Regions from separate parts of the Homo sapiens genome. Here all the other regions are linked to region 2. A link is an interaction called in ENCODE POLR2A ChIA-PET data of the cell type or tissue named here. Cell type or tissue: OCI-LY7. All regions are shown on one strand.

Region 1 (2,500 bases), 72 kb after region 2:
CTCAGATAGTCTTCAAAGAGGCTCCGGCCCACTATGAGACTGAACCACTAGGCTAGATGATAATAGAATCTCAGTGGGAATCCTCAGTCCCAAGCAGAATTTAAAGTCCTAGTATCAATGGCATCGAACCATCTCCAGAGGGGATGAGACACCCAAGAGAAGCAATTCCAATAGAATCTTCCCAATCCATTGCAGAATTCAATGTCTGTGAATTCAAATAAGACTTGGCCTCCTCTGCTTTCATTATTGACCAAGCAAGGTGATCATTATCTTCTTCTCCACTGTTTTCCATCAGTGTGATGTCTGGTGGTGAAAAAAAAAAAAATGTGGCTGATTACTTGCGACTCTTGGATCAGCTCCAGGAATAGAGTTAGGAAAGCCAGGGACATTGCCATGTCATTGTCTTTGTTGTTGATCATTCCCTACAGCTCTGTGCAGATGGTCTGAGGTTTTGACCAAGTCAGTGGTGACAAATTAGGGCATGAAATTAAACTCAGGAAGTCATGCTATGTAGCAGCTTTTTTGAGTTGAAAATATTCCTTTGAGAAAACAAAACACTTTTAAAAAATCACATATGTATGAAGAACTGTCACTCGTCTGCACATGTAAAAAAGAGTACATATTCAGAATGACAAAACTTATGATTACAAAAATGGTATTATCTGTTGGTAAAATATTTTTATTCTTATGTCATGATTGTATTTTGAACTTGAGTTTTCAAGGTATTTTAAATCTCAGGCTGAATGATGGCTTAGGATATTTATCTTCGTTTCTGTTAAGGAAACCTTAGAAATCTGGCTTATAATGCCTTTTTGTTTACAGTCCAAAATTGCTTGCTGTCTCCATGTCAATAAGAGTAGCTGCAAACAGCTGTTAGTCTGAATGATATTAACTACTGTCCATCTTGTTCTCTATTTATGAAGTATGTTACTTCTCCTTTCCACTGCAGATCAGTTTGCTTGACTTCCTCTGCTGCTCAGATAGGGTATAAAATTGTTACACCTCAATTCAGTTCCTCAAATGCAAATTAAAGAGTTCATGGTATATAAAAGGATCACAATTTCTCACTTTCACTGTAAGTGAATTTTCCCGAAACATAAACAAAACACTGGTCATTGGTAACAACTTCTGAGAATTGCCATATGATCTGACTAAGCTGGCTTTTTTTGGTCTGTGCTCTGTAAATGTTTAAATAGAAGCTTAATGAAAGCCAGTCCATTATGGTCTAGTGCTTTGCCATCTTTAGCCTGACTTCTTAACATTCTCATAACTTAAATTACTCTGAATATCAATACAAATCCACAAAAAGATCCTGCCCCCATAAAATTATTAAACATGAATTTATTCAGCTCATAATTCCAGAACTTGTGTAAATGAAACAGTTAACAAACAGCAGAGACTGTATCTGTGTGGTATAGGCTTTAAGAGCAATGACAGCTCAAAAAATAGGAGAGAGCATTGTAGGGAAGGAAAAACTAGGGGCTGTTTAATTAGGGATGTGAGTCTGAAATTTAGATGAGTCTTAATTTAGATGAGGCATTATTAAAAGAGGGAAGGTGTCAAAGGTATGAAGAACATACTTGAGGAAATTCTCAAAGACAGACTTTAATATAGAGAATGCAATACACTCAGGAAATAATCATCTGACCATTAATTTTAATAAATACTACTTTTAGTAGACTGTTATGCAGTAAAATGGGACAATAGTGGTCATAGACTGTTAATAAGGATTAAATTAAGTGATCAATTAAGTGACAATAATTAATTAATAATCATATGAAATAATTGATTATTAATAATTATTGTCACTTAATTGATCACTTACTTTAATTCTTCCTAATAGTCTATCACCACTATTCTCCCATTTTACTGATGATGAACTTGAAACACAGAGATTAAGTAATTTAACACGTATAGATGGGCGGAACTACAAATATAATGCTGATTGTATTTTCAATAGCCACACCAGTGTTTCCCAACATTTTTTACAACACGCAGAACATGATAACATTTGTGAGTCAACCAGGGTGAATGGACAACACACCCAAGACCTCAAAACTGCCCTCTAAGCTAACAGGAATCAAGATCTTGGCACAGCAATAACTTATTTGTGGCAAAACCCACAGCTTATTAGCTGTTAAACTCTGTACGATGCCACTGTGGTTGTATGTCAGAGATTCGTGGAAAATATGCCTGAATAGGTAAGGTAAACTCAAATTGTACAAGCTCATATGAAAAGAAGGTGAAGCAATTTGGGTTTATATGATTGGTGATAGAGTTCTTGAAGAGTGGCAGTATATTAAGAGGATCTAAATAACTGCATATCTTAAGAATGATTTCCTGATGGAAGGAACACAGTCTTAAAGATACTTTGTGTATCTGTTGACAATTCAAAACCACTAGAGAAATTGCTGTGGGGATGAAAAGGAAGAAGATATGAAAGACACTGAGATGTCTGATTTTCTTTGCATATAGCAAAAACCAAGAAACTGTGCAGGAA
Region 2 (2,500 bases):
AATTTGCCTTAATTCTGTGGACTGTTCTGAAATTGCTAGAATCAGAGCCATAGCATTGTGTCCAGTAACCAACATTAAGATAGACCCAGCGGAATTACAACCTTTGTGTGCCTTAGACACTTTTACCTTGGTAGACCCCTCCTCCAAAAAAATATTAAAATTGTATTTTGTGACTATTTTAGCATATAGCTAAATATAATCTAATCTGGGTTCATTATGATATGTTCATTTTTATTATATTAATTTTTCTAATTTTAAAATTAAAATCAATATGCTTTCTTGGGCCTTTGAAAATATCATAGGCCCTAAGCCCTATGTATACTGTGCCCACTAAATATATTGACCCTGCTGATAGAATGTCTTTATTGTAGCCTATGGTTATTAAAAAGTAATTTAATATGTTTATAGACAAATTTATAATAAAATGGGGAGTATCTTTGAGAGTTTATTTATAATGCTGATTTATTCTGTCCTAAGCCCTATATATAATGTGTCCACTAGATAAATTGACCCTACAGATACAATGTCTTTATTCTAGCATGTTAGGAACTTAAAACATGATTTTTAGATTCAAATCCCCTCCTTACAGAATCTGGCTTGTTCCTAAGTAAGTCTGAGGGCAGCTGAGTTCTCTGTAGGTGGGGCACTGACTGGCTAGGGTGTTGGGGAAATCTCCTCCATTTCTTCAAAGAAAACATTTTAAGTTTCATCTCTTTTATATTTAAGCATTCTTTGTCATGTTTAATTTGGAAAAAGGGGCCTCTCTGCCTTAGAATTTTTTTTGAAAATCATTGATATGAACTGCATACATTATTTTAAAATAGTATCCAGTTACTGTATTTCAAAGTATCTTTTCATTAACTTGATCTTCTGTATACATCTGGGAATGTACTGAGCAATCTGTTCTCAGCAAAATCATTATATATGCTGTGAAAATTACATGTGGGAGTACATTTATTATTTTCTCAGGAAAAGGCAAATAGAGATGGTCTTACACATGTTCTTTGCTTTAAACTTCTTCCTGTTTGTTTCTTAAACATTTTGTCAGGCTTTTACAGCATTGAAAGTGCCTTTAGATTCCATTGCCTATGAAAAATAGGGTAGTGAGAGTACTCGGTTTATTTTTCAGTGTCCAACCTCCAGTTAGACAATGCAAATTCATGTATCACAGCTGATTGCATTTGTCAGCTGTTTGATGTTTTTGGCAGTTTTTTTTTTTTAGCTGCCCCATTTTTTCAAGTACATGAAAGCTTTGACATAACTGTGTTAATAGCTCAAAGTTCTGATAAACAATCTAGTAGTAAGAGGCTAATATTAAAGCCTAAAGATTTTTAGTTTCTATCAATTTTTATATACTTGATTCTCACTTCTGAATATGAGATCATAGATATTAGCATGAGCTTATAGATATTAGTCTATGTTGAAATCAGAAAGTTTCAGACATAGAAGAGATCTGGGGACACAGCATGTTGGAGAGAGCACCGCGCCAGGAGAGACGTGGCCTTAGCCCTGCCACCTATTGCTCACTCTTGGGTTAGTCATTTATCCTCCACAAGCTTCAGCTCCCTTGCCAGTAAAACCCATGATTGCAAAGATGAAAATAAGACAATTAGAGACAAGCAATGTTGCAGACGAGATGATCCAAAATCATTCAGAATATAAAAACATAGAAATGCTAGATAAAAATATAACAAATGTCCTTATTTATACTCAGCTGTGCTAGGAAAAAGAAAAGAAAAATCTCCAGCAGTGAGAAAGGAAGAGAGAAACATAAGCCAGAGAAATTGGCCTGAGAGCTGACAGTGTGGCTGCCCTGGGGGGTGGTCAGTTGTGATCATCTAGTGGCAAGGGTGTCAGTGCCCAGGCAGAAACAGAAGATAAAGCAATGGGCCTGAGTGGGATGTACACTTAAACAGCCCTAAATCTAAAAAAAAAAAAAAAGATGATTTAAAATACTATAGTCTCTGTGTAAGCATCCACTAGGAAAAAATATCCAACTATCCACACAGAGAGATAAAAAGAAGCTTGACTTTTTATTTTGGCCTGAATTCTGTGTATACAAGAAAAAACAAATTCTCTGAGTAATGTAATCACAGACTTATATTACACTCCAGTTAGAAGGTTAAATTTGTATTGTTTGCATGACCTGGGAATCCCCTAGTTAAGAAACATTTTTTTTTTTCCAGGCCAATAATAACCCGTGGCAAACAAACACAATCTCTCTGAAGAAGGGGTGAGGTTACTGTAGTGCAGACAGTCGCATCCTTAGTGGTGATAAGACCTTGACTCCTCTTTCCCATATTTGCCTCGGAATGCCGGCCTTAGCGTGTGCCTTCAAACAAGAGATTGTACGATTTTTTTTTTTCTCAGTGAACTGACAAAACAGAAAGAATAGCTGCAGAATTGAGAAAATTTTCCCAAAAACAATCCGGCCTGAGTACCCTAGAGGGAAAGCCACCACTAGCCGGAGACACACATAGACCTAATCAGCTTTTGAGTG
Region 3 (2,500 bases), 52 kb after region 2:
CTTCAAATCTCAAGCCCCAGGTGGAGGGAGCTTTACACAGATTCTTCAGATTCATCTTCCACAGATGAGAGTCATTGGATTCAGGCAAAAAGAAGAGCCCAGGTTAAATTCAGACTGTCAAGAAGAAGGAGGAGAAATAATAATAAGCCGTGTGAAAACTTAGCTGGGTCTTCCACTCCTAACGGAATTGAGCTCGTTGATCTGGGATCCAAAGGTAAAGAGCAACAAGAGCTGATTGAATGTGAGAGTTGCTCTTTAAATCTCCACAGAGGAAAACATACAAGGTACCAAGAATGCAACCCTTCTCTGACTCAAGGGTCCTCTGAAATTAAGAGATCCTCAAGGAATCATGAGAAGAGCAAAGGCAGATATCACCACAGAGATCCTCAGCTCTTGCAAAGTCTTAGGAAAAATGAAATAATGAAGAAGACATTTTCAGAAACAGATTCCAGCACTGAAATACTGGGAGTTCCAGAAGGCAGCAAGGACATGAATGATGCAGGGCTCCAGGTGAATAACCCTGTTCAGAAGCCTCCTGCCACCTATGACGATGGGTCTGATAATTTAGAAGTATGCAGGTCAGTCACTGTAGAGAAAGGCTTGATGTCATCCATATATAGTTCTTTTTGCAGTGAGTTAGGTGCGTGTTTGACACCTACCCTCAAAACTTAACATTTATTTACATTGTTCTTTTTCTGATTGGATATAAAAGGAGAAAAGGTGGGTATGAAAAGAATAATGCAGATGTAAACATGGGTGTGAAAGCTGTTACCAAGTACAATTAGATATCCCCTTCCTTTAAACTGAATAATGATTTATCCTGGTAAAGGGGCTGACTCAGCTGAGTCTTGCACTCATTCTAGTTATGACAGTAATAGTGGGGGAATTAAGAGTGAGACTGTGTGAAATGTTAGACTTTTCAATGCAAATTTGCTGGCATCCTGACAGAAAGATATTCAAGGCTTGAGTTCTTTAAGGTCAGATTTTTGTATCAGAAAATAACATTCTCTGCAGTTGGCTTTAATTTGTTCTCCAATTGTTTGACTCAGCAGGGTAATTGAAGACTCAAAGGACACAGAAACAGGTCAGGGACGTATCAGTGGGGTTGCAAGAGCCTGTAGGGAAGGGGGCCACATTAACTTTACTGATAAACATATACCGAAAGGTTTCAACATGTGGATATTTTCTAGCTATGTGGCAGCGTTCTTGCTCTTTTTAACTCAACAGCATATATTTTCAAAATAACCTTACATAAAAAGAATTATAGGAATATCCAAGCTAGTGTGCATAAATGAGACAATTTCAAACAAAAAAATATATTTGTACATTTTCATATTATACCTAATCATTTAAGCTGTTTAGATTCTGTATGAGAGCAAATGAAGATTTTCACTGCGCAATACTTGTTATGTTTTGCTTTGCTTTTATAAAAGCAGAAGTTACTTCATAAAATATGTATGCATGTTCGTGTGAATTACGTGACCCAGAGAAGGCTGCTCATGTCCATTGAGGGCAGCAGTGAGAAGAATTAAACTCTACATGTGAATAATATAAGAATGGTTTGTTTATCTGAAAGTTTTATAGGATAGTCATTCATAAAATCCTCATTCATATATGTATTCAAGCATCTATTATGCATTAAGCTTTATTCTAGACATTGAAAATAATATAGTGAGTAAGATTTGTATAGTTTCTAACATCTTACAGCTTATAATTTAATATGGAACAGAGACCCAAAACAAATTAATTTACAGCTGATATATAATTATAATTATGATAAGAACTATGAAAGCACATGGCAAGGAAGCTTCACCTATTGTGGGAGATGAGACAAAAACTCTCTAAGTAAGTGACAAGCAGGCTAAGGCTCAAAGGATGACAGGAATTGATCAGGAAAGAAGCAGGGAAGACCATCTAGGCAGAGGCTGCCACTAGCAGGAAACAAGAGGAGGGACGGAGCTTGGCAATTCAGGGAACGTAAAGCTTGCCATTGCAGCTAGGTTGTGGTGAATAGGGGGATGGGTGGTAGAGAGAAGGATGGAGAAGTGGAGAGGGCTCGACTGTACAGGGCCATGTGAAACATGCTAAAGGACTTAAAAGGGATTTACAAAGAAACTGTCACCGTGTAATTTACCTATAAATGTAAATTTCTTATAATCTTTTAATTATGATCTATATGTATGTTTGCTGAAAAGTTAGGGGATGGACTAAACCACTCTTTCTAGTCTGAATGGAGAATTTCCCACTTGCAACCATCTGTTGTCATTCCCTAAATCTAGCTTCCAACATAATCTAATGAAAGACAGTCAAAGAAGCTAGTTGTAGGCTAAATGGTAATTGGAGAGAAAAATAATGCTTGCAATTAAAGTCGTAGTGACTGGTTCTCCTTACTTAAAAACCCTACTCTGGAGAAACATTTTCAAAGACAGGATATTTAATTTAGACTTCTATTAATGAAAGTGAGATAGATGAGCCAATAGGTATTATTTCCTGCTAGAGA

The links. ChIA-PET counts read pairs that join two places held together with the same protein. Peaks named below come from ENCODE experiments on the same cell type or tissue, not always from the same donor. Only the 100,000 strongest peaks of a DNase experiment are listed, where the experiment ranks them.
Region 1: POLR2A ChIA-PET joins it to region 2 with 20 read pairs; 4 of 35 experiments call an interaction of 5 or more read pairs at or near these places.
Region 3: POLR2A ChIA-PET joins it to region 2 with 74 read pairs; 3 of 35 experiments call an interaction of 5 or more read pairs at or near these places.

What each region holds. Positions count from the first base shown.
Region 1 is chr4:163,590,341-163,592,840 of GRCh38, reverse strand. All of the region lies in intron 7 of MARCHF1 (membrane associated ring-CH-type finger 1), which reads left to right. Among named protein-coding and RNA genes, the nearest start is that of TMA16, 97 kb to the right of the region's middle. In OCI-LY7, a CTCF peak has its summit at 949; DNase peaks (open chromatin) are centred at 460 and 960; H3K4me3 peaks cover 2,174 bases; H3K27ac peaks cover 2,500 bases.
Region 2 is chr4:163,662,664-163,665,163 of GRCh38, reverse strand. All of the region lies in intron 5 of MARCHF1 (membrane associated ring-CH-type finger 1), which reads left to right. Among named protein-coding and RNA genes, the nearest start is that of TMA16, 170 kb to the right of the region's middle. RefSeq lists an enhancer at 866-945 and a silencer at 1,556-1,605. In OCI-LY7, a CTCF peak has its summit at 1,495 (motif pointing left); DNase peaks (open chromatin) are centred at 633, 1,143, 1,493 and 2,203; H3K4me3 peaks cover 2,218 bases; H3K27ac peaks cover 2,500 bases.
Region 3 is chr4:163,610,349-163,612,848 of GRCh38, reverse strand. It overlaps MARCHF1 (membrane associated ring-CH-type finger 1), which reads left to right. Exons shown (of 10, transcript NM_001394959.1): 7 at 1-578. Among named protein-coding and RNA genes, the nearest start is that of TMA16, 120 kb to the right of the region's middle. RefSeq lists an enhancer at 1,012-1,061. In OCI-LY7, CTCF peaks have their summits at 1,305 and 1,517; a DNase peak (open chromatin) is centred at 1,478; H3K4me3 peaks cover 1,469 bases.